Linked DNA regions of Homo sapiens: region 1 is linked to region 2. Evidence: chromatin loops called from intact Hi-C (ENCODE). Cell type or tissue: K562. All regions are shown on one strand. Each heading gives the region's core, and the rest is flanking DNA. Links, peaks and the distances in the headings are about the cores only.

Region 1 (10,017 bases), core at 1,126-9,125, 49 kb after region 2:
GTTAATATTGGGAATGAATATAGGAACATACACTAACGCCTCCTTTGGTAGACAAGCAGAGTACCAGAGTACCAAGGACCTACTGAAATAGCTCAGGCTTTTTCTTCGAAAAGAGAAAAGGCAGAGCATGTGCAAAGGCCTGCTATTTCTGGCCAGTTTCCTCACTTAAACTATAGAGTAACATCAATATTCATGATGCTGAGGAAGGTTAAGTGGATCTATTTTCTCTTCTATAGTTTGGATCATCTACTTCTTCCTCACCCTGACACTATTTAAAAAACCTTCAGATATAGATATCTATATACCTATATCTATTAGGTGCATTAATTTGTGACATACTCCCAGATTTAAAGAGAAAAGTGTCAGAGGGGGGGAAAAAGTACAGAAGCACAAGTTTATATTTATTTAATGCTAAGAACACAGATATTCTAAAGAGATAAACAGAAAGTAGTTTTATTTTTTCTAAATAGGATTTTGATCACAAAAATGCTGGTGATTCAAACCTTTAAAACAGAAGAGCATACAACCTAAGAAAAATGCAAAACAGGCTACAAACCTGTACATCATGTTACTGCACTGAATACTGTAGGCAACTGTAACATAATGGTATTTGTATCTAAACACAGAAAAGGTATAGTAAAAATACAGTATTATAATCTTATGAGACTGCCAACATATACGTGGTCTGTCATTGACCAAAACATCATTATGTAGTGCATGACTATTAAAATTGTGCAAAACAAACCCCTGTATCCATAGTGTTTAAACCATAAAACCAATACCTGGTATATACATGACAAAACAAAGCATGTAAAATAATATGCAGCCTAAAGAATTCAAAGACAACAAAGGTGACAAAGTCAGGTAAAAGAAAGGCAATTAGGGACATAAGATATTTTTTAAAGCAGGAAGCTGATGATGTCCACTGTAAGCCTGGAAGAAACCAGGAGTCTGAACACGGAGCAGTTACTGATAGGAAGGATAAAGTGCTACATCTCTAACAGCAAGCAAATTAACTCTGCTGAAATTGCCAGAATGAAGGCCAAGGTGGTTTTCAGTAAAGAGTGTTCTCCTTGACAGCATAGCCAGCATGTGGTTGAGCCGGGACCTGATACCAGCGAAGTGGAATTGCCGCTCTTTGTTCAAGTTTCTAAGTGAGTCACTCAAGTACAGTTCCAGGTGGGGGGTGCCCAGGTACTTGGGATAGCCAGGATTGTGGAAGTCAGTGGTTCTGATGGAAGCGGGAGAACCAGTGGAGCTTGCCACAGAGCCTTGGGAAGACACAGAGGAGGAAGACTTCAAACTGGAAGATCTCGATACAGACATTTTTGAGACTGGTGACCCTTCTGTAGATTGAGTTCCTCGAGGAAAGAGAATGTTCTCATCCATGTCAGTCTGAGTAGTGGTCGATCTGGACCAAATCGTGGTTTGAGAGCTTGCTATCCTGGTGATGACTGCAGTCTGGGTACCAGCACATGCTGTGGTGATGCTGGTTTGTGTTCCCACCTCACTCACACTCAGCCCTGGCATCTCCTCTCCTGGCTCTGTTTGAGTGGCAGCGTCAATGGCCTTTCTGCTCTGGAGCTCGTCCCTGTGGCTGCTGAAGTAGTCTTCCTCACTAACAGTAGAGGACTCACAGTCATGGGGCTTGCGCTCTGCCTTGCCCTCTGCGGGCATCTCTGGGTCCAGGTCCGCCTTCCTGGGAGTACTTGACAGCCTAGCCAGCCGCATCCGCAGCAGGTTGCCCAGGGTGAGCTCCTTGGACTGTGGTTTTCGGTTGGTGAGGTGATCAAACTTGTTGCTGCTCTGGAAGTGAGACAGGAGTTTGGGGCTGATGGGCTTGGACTGGGCATACAGGATTCGGAACTCCAGATCAAAGTGTTCAACCACTTGGCCAGACAGAATTACCAAGTTACTGCTGTTTAATTTGCCATCCGTCCATGTAAAACTTAAAGATTAAAAAGAAACAAACAGCAGCTGGTAAGGATGAGCAATTTTGTTTTACTCACTGTCCATCTGAATAATATAGTACAGGTATCTTACCACATAAGGGTCACAAATTTGGTGATATCATACCTACCATTTGCATGTATTTAACTAGCCTTAACACATATATAACATTTATGTGTGTTACCATAAAAGTAAAAAGGCCAACTGTTTAACAAACACACTAAATGCTCAGCCTCAGAGGGTTTTTTTGTTTGTTTGTTTGTTTTGAGACGGGGTCTTGCTATGTTGCTCAGGCTGGTCTTGAACTCCTCGGCTCAGGCAGTCCTCCCACCTCATCCTTCCAAAGTGCTAGGATTACAGGTGTGAGCCACCTCACCTGGTCCTTGCCTCAGAGTTTTTAAAAACTGGAAAGGGGGCCAGGCGCGGTGGCTCATGACTGTAATCCCAGCACTTTGAGAGGATGAAGTGGGCAGATCCTTTGAGGTCAGGAGTTCAAGACCAACCTGGCCAACATGGTGAAACCCTGTCTCCAGTAAAAACACATAAAAAATTAGCCAGGCGTGGTGGTGCATGACTGTAATCCTAGCTACTCGGGAGGCTGAGGTGGGAGGATTGTTTGAACCCCGGAGGCAGAGGTTGCGGTAAGCTGAGGTCACACCACTGCACATTCCATGACTGGGCGAGATTCCATGACTGGGCGAGACTCCATCTCAAAAAATTAATTAAAAATAAAAAATAGGGCTTCTAAATATTTAGGCCAGCATCCCCATTTTAAAGGTAAGAAAACTATTTAGGCCAGCACCCCCATCTTAAAGGTAAGGAAACCAGATAAAGGGATTATCACAGAGGGGAGCTACTGCTGGACTCCAGATCAGACCCTAGGCCCTATGAATTGCTAATGCCCTGCTCCTTGCTACTGTTTGAGTGGCAACATCAGTGGCCTTCCTGCCCTCAAGCTTGTCCTTGTGGCTGCTGAAGTAGTCTTCCTCACTAACAGTGGAGGACCCACAGTCATGGGGCTGTGCTGCCATTTTCACAAAACACCATGGCTCAAAACATTTTAGAGCTGATTAGTGGCCATGTGCCCTTGCCTGTACGGTGTCCCTTCCCCGCCTCCCTCCTCTGCTAGCAGAACTCACACCCACCTGTACCCCAGAAAGCTTTCATTATCATACTCTCTCCAACCACAATAGGGGCAGGCATGTGGTCCACACTGGCCAGAGTATCCTATTCCCTTGGATGCAGGGATTCATTCAGGGTGGGCATGTGATCCCACCAGAGCCAAGTAAGTTTTCAGAGATTTCTTTTTTCTTTATCAAATGGATTCTGACAGAAGGGATTGATAGTAATTCTGAGTGAAAGAGTTTCACCCTTTGGGAGACAGCTACTAAAGGCCATATAAGAAAGCCAGGATCTGGCTGGGCACGGTGGCTCATGCCTATCATCCCAGCACTTTGGGAGGCCAAGGTGGCCGGATCACAAGGTCAGGAGATTGAGACCATCCCGGCTAACATAGTGAAACCCCATCTCTACTAAAAATACAAAAAAAAGTTAGCTGGGCGTGGTGGCGGGCGCCTGTAGTCCCAGCTACTCGGGAGGCTGAGGCAGGAGAATGACGTAAACGCAGGAGGCGGAACTTGGCAGTGAGCCGAGATCGTCCACTGCATTCCGGCCTGGGCAAGACTCTTTGTCTCAAAAACAAAAAATAAACAAAGCCAGGATCGTTGACTTCAAAGGGAGAGCCTGCCTAAGAACAAAAGTCAACTCGAAAACATCAGAACCAGGATATAGTGTTCTGATCAGCGTGTGGCTCCTACGTCAAGATGAACTGAAAACCAACTGTACCTTTCTATGCTTCCTTCCGGGTTCTTCGAGTCAGTACGTTTGAGAGTTAGCTGACACTTGCCATCACCCCACTAATGGTGGTATTTGTACCAGAAGTAGGTTTCAAACAGAGATCATAGAACACAGTCAACTCTGTCTCCTGTAACCAAGATATGGCTAATGCAAAGTCCCCCTGAAAACTGCCTTCAAAGCCTGAGAAGGAAGATTCTTTTGAAAGCCTTCAATGAGGCTGGGCCGGGCGCAGTGGCTCACACCTGTAACCCCAGCACTTTGGTAGGCCGAGGCCAGCGGATCACCTGAGGTCAGGAGTCTGAGACCATCCTGGCCAACGTGGCGAAACACCATCTCTACTAAAAATACAAAAATTAGCCAGTCATGGTGGCATGCCTGTAGTCCCAGCTACTCGGGAGGCTGAGGCACAGGAATCGCTTGAATCTGAGAGGCAGAAGTTGAAATGAGCTAAGATGGCGCCACTGCACTCCAGCCTGAGCAACAGAGCAAGACTCCATCACGAAAAAAAAAAAAAAGAAAGCCTTCAATGAGATAATGTAAATAAAGCACCTATCCAACACCAAGATTATAAAACCTCCTCAACAAATGGAAGCTATCATCGTCATCAATTTCATTTGGAGAGGGTAGTTTTTATATTTTAGAACAGCAAAAGTCCATTTGTAGCTAAGTTTGGTTAATATAGATAAATCCTACTTAGGTTAAAAACAAATTTTTTTAATAAACTTCTTACAAAAGGAAATTCCAAGAAAAAGAGTTCAATTTGTTTTTTCCCACAGCCTCTTTGGTGAAGAAAGTTCAAATTTTGTTCTGAGCAATGAGGGTACTGTTGAAAAAGAAAGGTGTCAAGATTTTCTTGATCTTACTGCCTCATTTTCCACAAGCCTTCACATTTCTACCTTTACCCAGGGCTGACACGTAATTATCACTCAGGGTTGTGTGTTTCTTCAAAAATGGGGTTTTCTTTTTAAAATTCTACAGACACACCTCATGCAAACCATCAGACAATCTACCGCAGAGGCGGCAGAACATACAACCATTGGAGCCACATATGTACAAATGGCACAAATTCTAGAGATTCATGTAAACCGCTCATTATCCCCACCCTCTCTTCAACCTTCCTGCTCTCTACCTTAAGATGCCATTGCCAATGTGACACTTCAAAGGTGGGTCAGAAACATAATCAGTATTTTCTAGACTAAAGCTCTAAATTACAAGGCTTGAAGCAACGTGGAGGATTTGAGTCTAAAGCTGACAGCTCTGGCTCTGCCTTCAACACTAATGGAGATGCCTGCAACTGCCCCTACCTTCAAGTGAGCAGGGCAAGCTGGGTCCAGATCCCTAAGGAACCAGGATTCCAGACTGTGTGTTGCTGTTAACCCCCAGTTCGTCCCCTGCAGACCTGGGCCAAGGCTTGAAATCTAGGACTTGCTGACTGTGTTGTCTCAATACAAGTTCAACTTCTGCATTTTAATCTATGGACTACAGGACAGGGGAAGTGACCCCCACCCAAACTGCCTCTAACAGGAGGCTTTGATAACCAGCTGCTATACACAGATGCACGCATATCAGAATGCATGGCCATACAGGCTCCCATTGAGAGGAAAAGGCTTTTACCTTTACATGACATGCTTCTTCTGAAGAGTTTAGATTAATAAGCCTTGGACGGGTTAGAGACTTACCTGTAGGAGCCTGTTGCCACGCGGATGCCATCAATCAACGTGAACTTTTCGTGAACCTTCCCAATAATCTTAGTTCCTGACCTTGCATAGTAGATATTTCCTGTGATAGTCCGAACTGTCATTAACTGTTGGCAGGGAGTGGGAGAAATATAAATGAACAATTCAGCAATACTCATCTGCTGAGCAAATGGTTAGGACAAAAAGCCTTAGTTTACAATTCCCAGATATAATTATTGGCATATGCGTGGCTTAGGGTCACCATTTAGTGACAGTATACATGGTACACTAGCCAGACAGTTCTCAAGCCTCAAGTGATGTTACTTCTACATTTGGTCCATCTTCTCATCTGTTCTTTTCTTATATTTACTTTTGAGACCCTTAGTTCATGCGTGTATGTGTTCTAAAAGAACACTCAACCTTTTTGGGATACTAAACAACAGAATCCAAGAAATGATTCTGAAGCAAAATGTGTGGGATAAAATCATCAAAGAAAACATGCTAGTAATAAAGAACATTTTAGCAAAGTCTGAAAGAAGGTAAGCTGATCTTCCTCCAACTTGTTTGTTTAATGGCATCACATTAGAGTAACAGTCCATCCTCACTCACCCTCAACACCATAATGGGTATGGAGAATAGGAACACAGGACAGGCCTTCTCTAGTACAGGCCTGCTGAGGCAGAAACACTCATATCACATGTGGCTTAACAAGCAATGTCACATCTCCTACAAATACATAATTACCAAAAACGTACACTGGTAGTGGTATGCTGGGGCAATATACTGCACATGTATGCATAATTATTCCTGTAAAATGACACACATAAATGTATAAACAATGGCATACAAAATACTACAACAATCTGCATTCTCTGGAGCAGACCAGTGGCTCTATATCGTTAGAAATCTTACACATTTAAATTAAACGTGTAAGATTTTTGTTTGACTCATTGATTCCATAAACATAGAGAGCCCCTACTATGTGCCAAGCCGTGAGACAACAGAGATGTAAGGCATGCTCCTTACCTTCAAGGACTAGAATAAGAGAGAGAAAACTAATTGATTTAGAAACTACAGTAACACATAACAGCATCCAGAGAAATGAAAACCTATATCCACACAAAACCTCTACACATGTTCACAGCAACTTTATTCATAACAGACAAAAACTGGAAATATCCAAATGTCCTTCAGTGGCTGAATGGTATAAGATACCATACAATACTCAGCAATGAAAAGGAACAAACTGTTGATACGTGCACATCTTGGATGGATTTCAAAAGCACTGTGATGAGAGAAAAAAAGCAAATCTTGAAAGGTCACATACTGTATAATTCCATTTACAAAATAGACTGTAAACGACAAAATTATAGAAATAGAGAACAAATTAGTGGTTGCTAGGGGTTAAAGTGAGGGGAGTGATGTGACTATATAAAGGAGCAGGAGGAGGGAGATCTTTGTGGTGATGGAAACTTCTGTCTGGATATGCATGCATGACGATAACATGGCACAAAGCTGTATACAATGTCAATTTCCAGGTTTTGACATTGTACCATAAGTTACATAAGATGTAACATTTGGGGAAACTGGGTGAAGGGTACATGAAACTTTTCTGTACAATCTTTGCAACTTCTGTTAATCTATCAATATTCAAAATAAGCTAAAAATAAAACACAAAACTATGGCAAGACATAATGCTACTTCTGTGGTCTTCTTACCAAATGCGTAATCTGAATTTAACTTTGATAAAACATCAGACAAACCCAAATTCTACAAAAAATTGTTTTTTTTTTTTTTTTTTTTTTTGAGGTGGAGTCTCACTCTGGAGTGCAGTAGCACAATCTCGGCTCACTGCAACCTCCATCTCCCAGGTTCAAGCAATTCTCCTGCCTCAGCCTCCCGAGTAGCTAAGACTACAGGCACCTGCCATCATGCCTGGTTAATTGTTTTGTATTTTTAGTAGAGACGGGGTTTCGCCATATTGGCCAAGCTGGTCTCAAACTCCTGACCTCAGGTGATCTGCCCACCTCAACCTCCCAAAGTGCTGGGATTACAGGCGTGAGCCACTGCACCCAGCTAGCTAGTATTCTTTAAAGGTGTCAAGATCCAGCCGGGCGCAGTGCCAAATGTCTGTCGTTCCAGCTACTTGGGAGGCTGGTTGATGCAAGAGGATCAATTGAGTCCAGGAGTTCAAGACCAGCCTAGGCAACATAGCGAGACCTTATCTCTTAAAAAAAAAAACGGGGGGTGGGGTGGTGGGGGGGGGGTGGGGGCAGGTCAAGACCCTAAAAGACAAAGAAAGATGGAGAAACTGTTCCAGATTAAATCACATGAAGGAGACTTGACAACTAAATGTAAGGTGTGATCCTGGACTGGATTGGATCCTGGACCATAAAAAAGGGCATTAGTGGAACGACCGGGAAATGTATAAGTCTGTAAATTAGATAGTATTGATATCAAGTTTATTTCCTGATTTTGTTATTTGTACTGAGGTTTGTAAGATGTTAACATGTGGAGAACTTGGGTGAAGAGTATTCAGGAATTTCTTATATTATTTTTGTAACTTCTTTATAAATCTTAAATTATTTCAAAATAAAAATTAAAAAAAGAAAAACGACTAGGGAATGTCATAGAGGTACACCTGGACTTGGTGGGAGGAGAGCTTCCTGGAGGAGGTGATGACCCCTGAGCCAAGTCTTAAAGGATCAACATATAATAAGCATAAGAATACCATTATGGGCAGATTAGGTGTGGTTTTCTGTATCTTTCCCTTTGACACACATCTGAATGTTGCATATGCCTCTGTGATCGTGGCCAAAGCACTTGTGAGCGCCTGCACATCAATGTGTGACCAAGTTCCTACAGACAGCACAACCCAACATTCTGAACCAGCTACAGAGGCAGAGCATGGGGACATCAGCCCCCATACAGCAAGGGGCACAAATTCACTAGCACAGAGAGGAACAGGAGACACAAGCAACCAGGGAAGACAGTGCTTCCCCAGGAAGGAGGTAAAACTACAAAAACTGGGGAGGCCAGAGAAATAGGCCTTTTTTTTTTTTTTTGAGACAGAGTCTCTCTCTGTTGCCCAGGCTGGAGTGCAGTGGCGCGATCTCGGCTCACTGCAACCTCTGCCTCCCGGGTTCAAGCGATTCTCCTTCCTCAGCCTCCCAAGTAGCTGGGACTACAGGCGTGTGCCACCAGGCCTGGCTAATTTTTTATATTTTTAGTAGAGACGCGGTTTCACCGTGTTAGCCAGGGTGGTCTCGATCTCCTGACCTCGTGATCCACCCGCCTCGGCCTCCCAAAGTGCTGGGATTACAGGCGTAAGCCACCGCGCCCGGCCAGAAATAGGCCTTCTTAAACCCCCCTGCAGAGGATCTGGACACCTATGAAGGCAACAACCAACAGTAGGCAACTGAACCGGTGCCTGCTCATAGATTTCTGTCTAGTAGATAAATAGAGAAAATCACTTGACCAAAGTTGTGGCCAGAACAATTCTGTGATTTCTCTGCTAATGCATAGCCTTAATTATAGAAAGAGTACCTTGAAATTAAACACTGATACCTTCCATTTCTTTACCTGGCTAGCTGATAATGCTCTTTTCCATGCCAAAGTGTATCTTCCTTGGGTCCACCTGGACTCATTTTCTAACCACCTGTTGGGTTACATGGCTGTCTCATCTCAATTGGTCTAGAAACCCCAATCCTGTCTTTATCATGAGGCAACCAACAAGAACTCTGTGGGAGAATCTGAATTCTGTAAACCAAATTGCTTGGTAATAATAAGGTGGTAAGTTAGAGTCTCTTAGGCAGTAACTTATAGTACCAAAGACTAAATTCGTTTTGCTGACTGCTTTATATCTAGTACCCAGTGCATAATAGATACTCATACAGGTGATGAACAAATAAAGTTCTGAAGCTCACAGGTTAAGATGCTTAATTTTTACACTTGATCTTAGCCAAAAGGCTGAGAAGCCATGGGTTGCTTAATTTTTAAAAAACAAATTCTGGGCCGGATATGGTGGCTTATGCCTGTAATCCCAGCAATTTGGGAGGCCGAGGCGGGTGGATCAGTTGAGGTCAGGAGTTTGAGACCAGCCTGACCAACATGGTGAAACCCTGTCTCTATTAAAAATACAAAAAATTAGTCGGGTGTGGTGGTGGGCACCTGTAATCCCAGCTACTCAGGAGGCTGAGGCAGAAGAATCGCTTGAACCCGGGAGGCAGAAGTTGCAGTGAGCTGAGATCGTGCCACTGCACTCCAGCCTGGGCAACAAGAGCAAAATTCCATCTCAAAAAAACACAACAACAACAAAAAAACAAATTCTGTAATAAATATGACAATTTTTCTTTCTTCTTTCCATGAAAGTGACCAAGCTAGCTATGTTGTATAGGCTTCCACTGAAACACTTAGGTCATTTTCAGAATCAGAGAAATAGACATAAAATCTAATTTTACAATAATGAGAAATGAACAGCAGCAGCATGTAATAGTGATTACAGACACTGGGGTTGGAGGCAGACATACAAGGA
Region 2 (10,017 bases), core at 1,219-9,218:
TGCTGAAGCCCACGCTCTTCCCAGCCCATTTTCCCTCCTAACCAATAGCAGCATCTATGGGTCGGCTGGATGGCCCTGATGGATGAGCTCTCCAACAAAACGATTCAGAAATCAAGTCCACGACTCTGGATTTATCAGCCACTGGAACAGGCTCCTGGTCTTTTTTTGTCCAGTGACTAGTACAGGAATTAGGATGGCCCCTTCCTTGTCCAAGTAGGCTACTCCTAAAAATGCCAACTGGGCCTTCTCGCTAGGGATGTAGAGAACTGAGAGCCAAATGATTCAAATCACCAATACTGCCCCTGCTGACAGGCAGCCTTGTAAACCCCAGTTCTGAAAACTATCAAGCTTCCCTCCCCAAAACCTTTCACCACTTTTGCTCTCTCTGGCTGAGCTACTGGCCACAGACTTACGGAAACTTGCATGTCAGTGTGAACAGTTTAAACTAAATTCAGCAGTGATCCGGAGCAGGGTAAGAACATTCTAGACCAATGACTAGGGACACAAAACATGCTCCTCCCCATCCTTTAGAGTTGTGAGCAAATGCAGTTCTGACATTCTACATCAGAGGCTGAGTTTTCTAAACACCATCATCCAGAATTCAAGCATCATCAAACCTTTGTAGATAAAAGATATCCACCGGAAATGTTCTCCCTTCCACTGTAAGGATCACACATGTATCCCTTGCTGGATCACTGGTTTCATTTTGATTAAAGAAATCCCGGAATTTCTAAAAAGAAAAAAATTAATTCTTCATTTCTCTTAGAAAAAAAGGTTCGTAGCGATTCATGGAAAGAAAAAATAATATAAAACTTGCCAAAGACAGGTGAGTAGCAAGATTATATATGTGCAATACAGATTATGGGTTGCAAAATACATTTTTTAAATTCACATTTTTCTAACTGTAATTGTGGGGAATCACATTTCAATGACAGTGTCTTTACTAAAGTTTTAATAAAAATAATAAAGGTTAGATTTCAAAACTGCATTCAGCATAGCATCTGAGTTAACATGTAGCTTTAGTATTATTTATATTATTCCTATCCTCTGTATTTCATTTAAGCAAAAATTAGGTCAAAGGTGTGACTCAAGTTCAGTACAGGTTAGATGAGGTTGGTGGGTAACTCTATCTGGAAAACACAGATATGATCATTTGATAGGAAACTTTTCCTTCTGTGAACAGTAGGTGTGTTTCCGGCCCCATTGTTACTGGTTTTAGGCCACTTGATGGCAGGGATAGTGTCTTCTCCATCTTTACACGCCCTACAGTAGTGAGTGCGAGGCTTTGTATGGGGTAGGCCATCAATCATGTACTTCCCCAACACTCGTGCAGTACCCTGTTGGGAGAAGTGTCTCTTGGCAGTTTCTGCCAAACAGGTGTCCACATCCTATTTAATGGTACTTGACCACCACTTGCAGCCCACAAGGAGACCTGTCTTGAGGGCTCCAGCCAATGATGGGGGAAGGAAACGCCACCAAAGATCCTCTCTTGGGGAATGTGACCCTAAGGTACAAAGAGAAGCTGAGACTGAGAAGAGCTAAGTGACCATGCAGGCAGGCAAGTGAGCACCAGATGGGAAGCAGCTGGTGCCCACTGCAGAGGGGGCATGGATATCCCGTCGGGTGGAGTGCTCCATTATTTGAATCTGGGTGCCCTTTCCATTCCCCACCTCTACTCATTTCCCTGAGGCCTGGCTACATAACTACAAAGCTTGTCTTTATTTCCCTATGTACCTTTACAAAACATGCCCATCCTGCTCCAGGAAACCCAGGAGCCCAGGAGCTGTGCTAACGAATGGCATCAAACGCTAAGTGAAGGGGCTCTGAGGGGTACTTTTAAAAGAGTAAACTGGATTTAACCACAAAATACAGGGATGTTATATATTAACCTCAAAATTGAGAAGAATAAGCACAGACATCAAAGTGCCTCATGTCAACAAAACTATGTTTTGCTATGCAGAATTCCACACAGTACTCCTGTTCACTTTCTTTTGGGTAAATTCCCTTCAAGTTGCTTCAGCCTTCCTGCATCCCTATGACATGCACAGCACAGGTACACTAGAAGTGACATACAAACAAGTGGGAACAGACACCCCATGCCCCAAAAGAGTAAACAGTTCACAGAAGGCAGACGTGCAAAGAGTTGATCATAAAATAATCCCTGAGGCAGATGACCCTGTGACCAGGAAAGAGCTGCAGATTGCAATCTGATAGAAGGAAAAGTTAAGAACTACCGGCTTTCAGGGAGAGCTTCATGGAGAAAGCAGTATCCCTTGCCTGCACTGTAAAGGCTAAGGAGGATTATTACTGGCTGGGAAGGGGGAGACATCCCTTCCCAGGACAATAGCACAGTATGGACTAAAATGTAAAGGGGTCCCTAAGGGAGGACAGAGGCAAGGTCTAGGCCTCCTCATCTCTGAGTCAGCTCTCTCATCTGCAAAATGGACAAACTGCTATCCACCCTGCAAGGTTGCTGTGAGGTTCAAATAAACTATGTGGGATAGTTGTGACACACATCTAGCCTAGAATGGCACTCAATAAGTGATGTCAGCCATAACTCTGAAGGGACCCAAGTGATCAGCTGCACTGGCACTTTATTCGATGGGCAAGACAAGGGCAGTGAGGATGGGCATGATATTATCAGACCTGTGAGCTGAATCCCAGACTCCAGTGGCCATTTTGGAGGAGGGCAGAGGAAATAAGAGATTCGAGGCAAACAAACTAATTAATGAAGCTATCATAATAGTGCAGGGGAGACAAAGTGTGAACCTGGGCAAAGCATTCCAGAGATACAGCTGGTGGGAACTGGCAATCAGTGAGTGAACGTGCACACACGTGCACATTGGAAAGAAGGCTAGAGTGACTCTTACTCGACCGGGGATAAAAACTTCTTAAAGCAATGGAGGTCTTGGCCTAAATGACTATGATCATGAGAAAGAGACTGAGATGGAGAATCAGAGAGTCACAAGTTTATGAGTTTAGGATGTCTGTGGCTAGCCAGCTGTCAGACAGCTAAGGCTGGTGTGCAAGCACACAGTCAAGACTGCCACAAGCACGAAGGCTCAGCTGAACCAGGGACCACAGGGGTGTGCAGCCTTGAGAAGGAAGAGCAGACAGAGAAGGGGCCCAAGAGGAAGCCAACAAGGAGGTAGGAGAGGGAAGTCAGCAGGGCTCCAGGAGCTATGGAAGGAGAAGGAGGAAGATTTTACCAAAGGGCTTGGACAAGGGTGAATGTTACCAAAAAAGCAAGCAGAACAAGGAAGAAGATGATGCCTTGACAATTTTGTTAGAGTAGATGCCTAAACCTTACCGTTAAGGACTATGTGGTACTGAAAAGTAAAGAGTTACTCTTTCAAGAATTAAGACTCGGCCGGATGCGGTGGCTCATGCGGTGGCACTTTGGGAGGCCAAGGCGGGTGGATGGCCTGAGGTCAGGAGTTCAAAACCAGCCTGGCCAACATAGTGAAACCCCATCTCTACTAAAAATACAAAAAAATTGGCTGAGCGTGGTGGCAGGCGCCTGTAATCCCAGCTACTAGGAAGGCTGAGGCAGGAGAATCGTTTGAACCTGCGAGGCGGAGGCTGCAGTGGGCCGAGATCACTCCATTGCACACCAGCCTGGGCAACAAGAGTGAAACTCTGTCTCAAAACAAAAAGAATTAAGACTCAGCATTTACTGAGAAGGCACAAGACCTTTAAGATCTTTATCTTGTATCTTTATTTGGAAATACAAAATACATAAAAAAGTAAATAAATATAGTACCAACAATGCAAGAATCTTGAGGCAGAATCAAGGAACAAGAAGAGTAAAATAAGTTCAACACACCCAGAAAAGAAGAATTTGAGTCAGGTTTGAAAGAGGTGGGGTCACATTGACATACAGACATGGTAAGAAGCATACATCATAAAAAGGCAGGGGACAGTCTATGAAATGGAATGTAAATGATATGGCCATCTGCAGGGTTGTCTTCTAGCTCACCATAGGCTCCTTCCCTGGTACCTGCTCCTTCCTAACCCACTGGAGTGGCCGATAAGCAGCTATGTCTACCCAACACACCCATGATTGGCCAACAGCCTTGGCCCATGTAGACTGGTCCAGGGTGGAGACCTGACCCCAGCTGATGCTAAGTTCCTTCTCTAAGAATCTGGAAAGAGAAATTAGTCTCTCTTCAAGTAGCTGGACTTATGACAAAAAAACTATGGGAGCTACCAGCAACCATATATTCTGCCATGCAGTTGGACGCAAATAAAAGAAAAGCAATATCATCACGTGATACAGGATCAATAAATACTTCATAATTATATCCAGTCATGTTATATAATTGTTCGTTTAATTGGGCTTACATTAAGAAAGCAGATAAAGCAACCAAAGCAGCTATTCGATCAGCCCCATCATGCTCTGCAGGTCTCTGCCTCCCGGCTGCAGCCACTGCTGTCTTTGTCTGCAGGCTGGGCCACCCCAGTCCCTGAGAGAAACCACGGCAGGTGGCCTATCAGCAGCCCTAGCTCTAGGAGGTTTGAAATTAGTCTGTCACCCACAGACCCAGCCGCTGGGGGGCAGGGGATGAGTTCTGGACTTCCCTACGCCTCTAGATCAAAATGTTTCCTAAGCCACACCCAACCCCCCTGCCACTCCCACATAGTCCTCATTCTTGCCCTCTTTCGCCCACTTATATCCTCTTTCTTTCTTTCACTCACATACGAACTCACATCCCATACCTCACGTAGGCCCCTCACACACGGACCCACAACCCACACAGAGATGACTCACACACACAGATCCCCCATTCACAGACACTTAGAAACCACCGTTCCCCTCACACAGGAGGCACTGGCTGAGCAGCAAGGACAGGATAAGAAGGAATGGCCCAGCTTACCAGAGGTCCAGCATGTCCCGTACCACAGCAGAGCAAGGCATGACAAAGTTCCTACATGCTGTCTTCCCGCTTACAAAATTGCTTCCAGAAAGTCATCTATATCAACTACCATAGACAGAACTGAAAGAAGCTATTTTTTTCATCTCTGTGTTCCACCAAGACAATAAAAGGCAATTGTGAACAATTAGTAAGTATTAATTAACAATGAATCTGGCCAGGCGTGGTGGTTCATGCCTGTAAATCCAGCACTTTGGGAGTCCAAGGCGGGAGGATCACCTGAGGTCCGGAGTTTGAGACCAGCCTGGCCAACATGATGAGACCCCATCTCTACTAAAAATACAAAAATTAACCAGGCATGGTGGCTCATGCCTGCAGTCCCAGCTACTTGGGAGGCTGAAGCACGAGAATCACTTGAACCTGGGAAGCAGAGGTTGCAGTGAGCTGAGATCACACCACTGTACTCCAGCCTGGGCAAGACAGTGAGACTTGGTGTCAAAAAATAAATAAATAAATAAATAAATAAATAAATAAATAAAATGAATCTAAGAAAAGACTTGGACATTATAGTTTTCAACATAATAAAAACTGGAATAATTTTTAACTTAATTTAATAATTTTTAAGGTGGGGGGTGAAAAAGAGATACAGATGTTCTGTGTAATGTAGCCACAGAGGAGCTAACTAGAGGTGAAGTCAGCCACAGTCCACAAAATAGCATGCCAGCAGATACCATGGGTGAGGGAGATGACAATTAAACAGGGCAACAGAGGAGCTTTAACCCAAAAGTTACCATGGGCAGACCTAAAACAACAGACTCCTACAGCCTGTGGAAAGGTCTGAGAAACCAGTCTCGGGACACGTTGGACATTTACCTTCGCTATGGTAAGCTTTCTCTCTCTCCAAGTTGTTCTGTATCCCAGAAGCCACAGGGAGACTAGGAGCCAGGAGCCAGGGACCACATCTCACCTGGATTTCAGAACTGGCCTCCTTACTAGAGACTCCATATCTACTCTCATCTCCTATACACAGCACTCAGAATGATCTTTATAGAGCTCAAACATGATGAAGTCACTGCCCTCTCTCACATGTTCCCATGGCTCCCAACCAGATACAGGATGGAGTTCATCCTCTCTGGCTGAGCCTCTAAGGCTTTCCGTCATCTGACCCCAACCTCCCCATTTTAATCTTCCATTACTTCCCAGTCAGTCAAAATTCATTCAACCCAAGTGCCTACTCTGTGCTAGACATTGTTTTAGGTGGAAGAGATAAAATAAGACAAAGTCCTGATCTTCATGGAGCTTATATTTTAGTGACAGGAGACACACAATAAACAATGCATATAATGTTAAATAGTGATAGACAAGTGAGAAACATAAAAAAAATCAGAATAAGGGAATAAAGAGCAACTGGGGTGCTGTTTTAGAGAGCGCCTCTCTGAGGAGATAATAAATGCTCAAAACTGGAATGAAATTAGGAGAGAACCTTAGGCTGTCCGGGGAAGGAATGGTCTAAAAAGAGGGTTCCTCCAGAGCAGAAGCATGCCTGGGTTGTTTTGAGGAACAGCAAGGAGACCAGTGAGGCTGAAATGTAGGGAGCACTGGAGAAAGTGGAAGAAGATAAAGTCAGAGAGGGAGTTCAAGGGTAATTCACCCATGAGGGCCTGGCAGGTAAGATAAGACTCGAAGCTCCATGAACTCATGGTCATGTCCCTGTGATTTCACTTATATTTAGGGTGCCCTTCCCCACCTTCATCCATCTGGAAAACGGCTGTCCATCTTTCAAGCACAGCTGGTAGGTCACCACCTCTGCGAAAGTTTCTGGACACCCCCCAGCTGGCTGGAGTTAAGGGCTCCCTCCTTAGCTGCCTCAGAACTTTGAACACACTGAACTGCAAACATCTATTTCTGCATGTAAATATAGTAAGTGGTCAAAAGTATTTGTTGAGTTGAGCTGCTGTTTAAACTATAGGTCCACAAGAGAGAAAAATAATGTAAACCTAGCCACAGAAAACTTTAACATGGAAATTATTATATATACAGGAGAAACTTTTTTTTTTTTTTGAGATGAAGTTTTGCTCTTGTTGCCCAAGCTGGAGTGCAATGGAGCGATCTCAGCTCACTGCAACCTCTGCCTCCCAGTTTCAAGCAATTCTCCTGCCTCAGCCTCCCAAGTAGCTGGGATTATAGGCATGTACTACTACGCCCAGCTAATTTTGCATTTTTAGTAGAGACGGGGTTTCACCATGTTGGCCAGGCTGGCCTCAAACTCCTGACCTCAAGTGATCCACCCACCTCAGCCTCCCAAAGTGCTGGGATTACAGGTGTGAGCCACCGTGCCCAGCCCAGGAGAAACTTCAATTGCACAGAAAAATCTAAATCTATACAGTATAGTCATAAATAAACAAATTCAAGAAATACAGGCTTATACTGAAAAAACAACAAAAAGAAGCTGTGTAAGTGGGGAGAAAGACAGTATGTAGATAAACAAGACAGGTAGGTAATTATGAGCTCAATTAATTACAGTCTAATTTCACAAGCTGAAAAGGAGTAACCTCTGATTATATGAAATCTAGGACATCAGATGGTCCCATAAAGAAGATAGGGCATTCTGCCAAAGATAAGCTCTTGCTAGAGGTAACTTCCCAAGGATATATAGGACAAAAGTGTTTGTGAGGAGAGGAGGAAAGGGGAGGCAAGGCTCTTACGTCTGCATCCAGAGTGGCTGAAGCTACAATCAATCGAAGATCCCCTCGCTTTTTCTGAATCTAAAAAAGAAGACATTTGGAAATAATGATAATAGTGCAACACTTATGGATGAGATCATTTGATATCTGAAATGTATTTCAAAAATTCAGTGTCTTTTTTTTTCTTTTTTGCCTGAGGAGGAGGTAAGGGAGCTTACAGATGAAAGGACTGACTACAAATTAATAATTGTCAATAAAGGGGGGGGGGGGTCATTACACTATTACTTCCAATTTTGTAAATGTATGCAATTTTCCAAAGTAAATTTTTTTAAATTATAAAAACTATAAAGAAGCTTTAAGACCCAAATTTGAATTTACTGAGAATAAAACCATTTTTTCCTGACACCTGGGTCTCAAGATAGTTTGAATCTATGTATGAAAAAGTATATTAAAAGCAAACAAACAATAAATGATAACACCAAGACAGAAATATGGCAAAAAAAAAAGAGATAAAAGATATTAACAGTTACTCAAAGAAACACATAATCAACAGGCATTGGAGAAGTGACCAAATGAGCTACAGCTAAGATATATAATAACAATGAGATTTTTTTTTCCCCATCTATCCCATTGGCAAGGATTTATTTTTTTAAGGCTAATACTCAGTGTTGGCAAAGATTCAGTGAAATCGGCCCTCTTATTATACCGTTCCTGAAAAAGGTAATAACATGGTACAATAATTCCCTTAAAGTATCAAAAAATCTAAATCTTTGGCAATGGAATAAAATAACAATGAAAATAATAATAATAACAACTAATACAGACTAACTTATGTGCTAGCCCAGAGGCCCTGCATACAGGTACACAGTGTACCCACTGTGCAAAGATGCCTGGCTGAGGGGGCTAGGGGCTTCAGCAATCCGGTCCACCTGCCTCCCACCTAGCTCTAGACATCCTCCCAGAGGGAACATCTTTTTCTAATTTGCACAAAAGAACCTCACAGTCTAGCTGTGACCCTATGCCAGGCACCAACCTAAAAGTTTTTTGCTATCTTACTTAAGCTTCATAACAAATCACAATATACAGTACCTATGTCTAAAAGAACTCTCTGCAATGATGAAAACTTTCCTTATTTGTACTGTCCGATGCATAAGCCACTAGCCACCTGTGGCTATAGAGCCCTTGAAAAATAGCCAACGTGAAAAAAAAAAAAAAAGAAAAGAAAAATAGCCAATGTGGCCGGGCACAGTGGCTCACGCCTGTAATCCCAACACTTTGGGAGGCCGAGGCAGGCAGATCACCTGAGGTTGGGAGTTCAAGACCAGCCTGACTAACATGGAGGAACCAAACCCCATCTCTACTAAAAATACAAAATTAGCCAGGCATGGTGGCAAATGCCTGTAATCCCAGCTACTCGGGAAGGCTGAGGCAGAAGAATCGCTTGAACCTGGGAGGCAGAGGTTGCGGTGAGCCAAGATCACGCCATTGTATTCCCGCCTGGGCAACAAGGGCAAAACTCCGTCTCAAAAAAAGAAAAAAAAGAGAGAAGAAAAGAAAAATAGCCAACGTGACTGAGAACCTGAATTTTTTTACTTTCTTCTATTTTAATTAACTTTTATCTCAATAGCTACAGGTGGCTAGTGGCTACCATAAAGGAAAGTATACCAGCACAGATATAGAGACTACTATTTTCCCCATTTTAGAGATGAGTAAACTCAGCAAAGCCAGAATTTGAACCCAGGTAGTCTGACTCAATGCCTATGCTCTTAATCACCCTGTTCTACCACTTCTTTCTAGACTCTAATTGGGAATCTGTCCAAAGAAAACAATCAGAAAATATGGGAAGGGAGGAGAGAGTGGAGGTTAAGATTGAAACAAGATTGGCTGTGAGTTGTAATTGTTGAAGCCAGATGAAGGGTACATGGGGGTCATTATACACTTCTTTGGGATATGTATGAAACCTTAATAATAAAAAGTTAAAGAAAATAAACAGAAATGCAGCAGATTCAATTACAAGGGTGCTTGCTACAACAGTATTTATAATATTTAAAATCTGCAAGCCATATAAATTGCTAACAGTAGGGGAAGTTAAATACTTTATGATAGAGATGTGATTAAATAGCCATTAAAAATAATATCTTCAGAGAATATTTAAATGACACAGAAAAATGATCCTAATGTAATGTTAAGGGAAATATGCAAGATACAAATTAGTATATATAATTCAATCAATCCCTAGTATGCCAAAACAGATCCAAGTACACACACACTCACTCACACACACACACACACACACAGAAAAGAGAAGAAAATATACCAACATTCTACCACTGATATTCTCTGAATGGGTAGGATTATGGATGATTTTAATTTTCTTCCTTGGTATTTTGTTGTACTTTCCAAGTTGCTACAGTTGCTTTTGTAATTAGGCAATAAAATAAACACACACAATGAAAAGC

What was found. A loop is a pair of places that touch in the nucleus more often than their neighbours do. Peaks named below come from ENCODE experiments on the same cell type or tissue, not always from the same donor. Only the 100,000 strongest peaks of a DNase experiment are listed, where the experiment ranks them.
Region 1: a loop joins it to region 2, with 2.3 times the contacts of the local background. A loop is called at or near these places in 1 of 110 quality-filtered maps.

The regions. Positions count from the first base shown.
Region 1 is chr20:38,943,470-38,953,486 of GRCh38, reverse strand. FAM83D (family with sequence similarity 83 member D) reads right to left here. Exons shown (of 4, transcript NM_030919.3): 3 at 5,487-5,611; 4 at 381-1,948. The coding sequence ends at 967. Among named protein-coding and RNA genes, the nearest start is that of DHX35, 14 kb to the left of the region's middle. In K562, for the core only: no CTCF peak of the experiment used is centred there; a DNase peak (open chromatin) is centred at 5,316.
Region 2 is chr20:38,992,443-39,002,459 of GRCh38, reverse strand. It overlaps DHX35 (DEAH-box helicase 35), which reads right to left. Exons shown (of 22, transcript NM_021931.4): 8 at 7,580-7,639; 9 at 618-730. Among named protein-coding and RNA genes, the nearest start is that of DHX35, 35 kb to the right of the region's middle. In K562, for the core only: a CTCF peak has its summit at 4,550 (motif pointing right); DNase peaks (open chromatin) are centred at 4,529 and 6,579.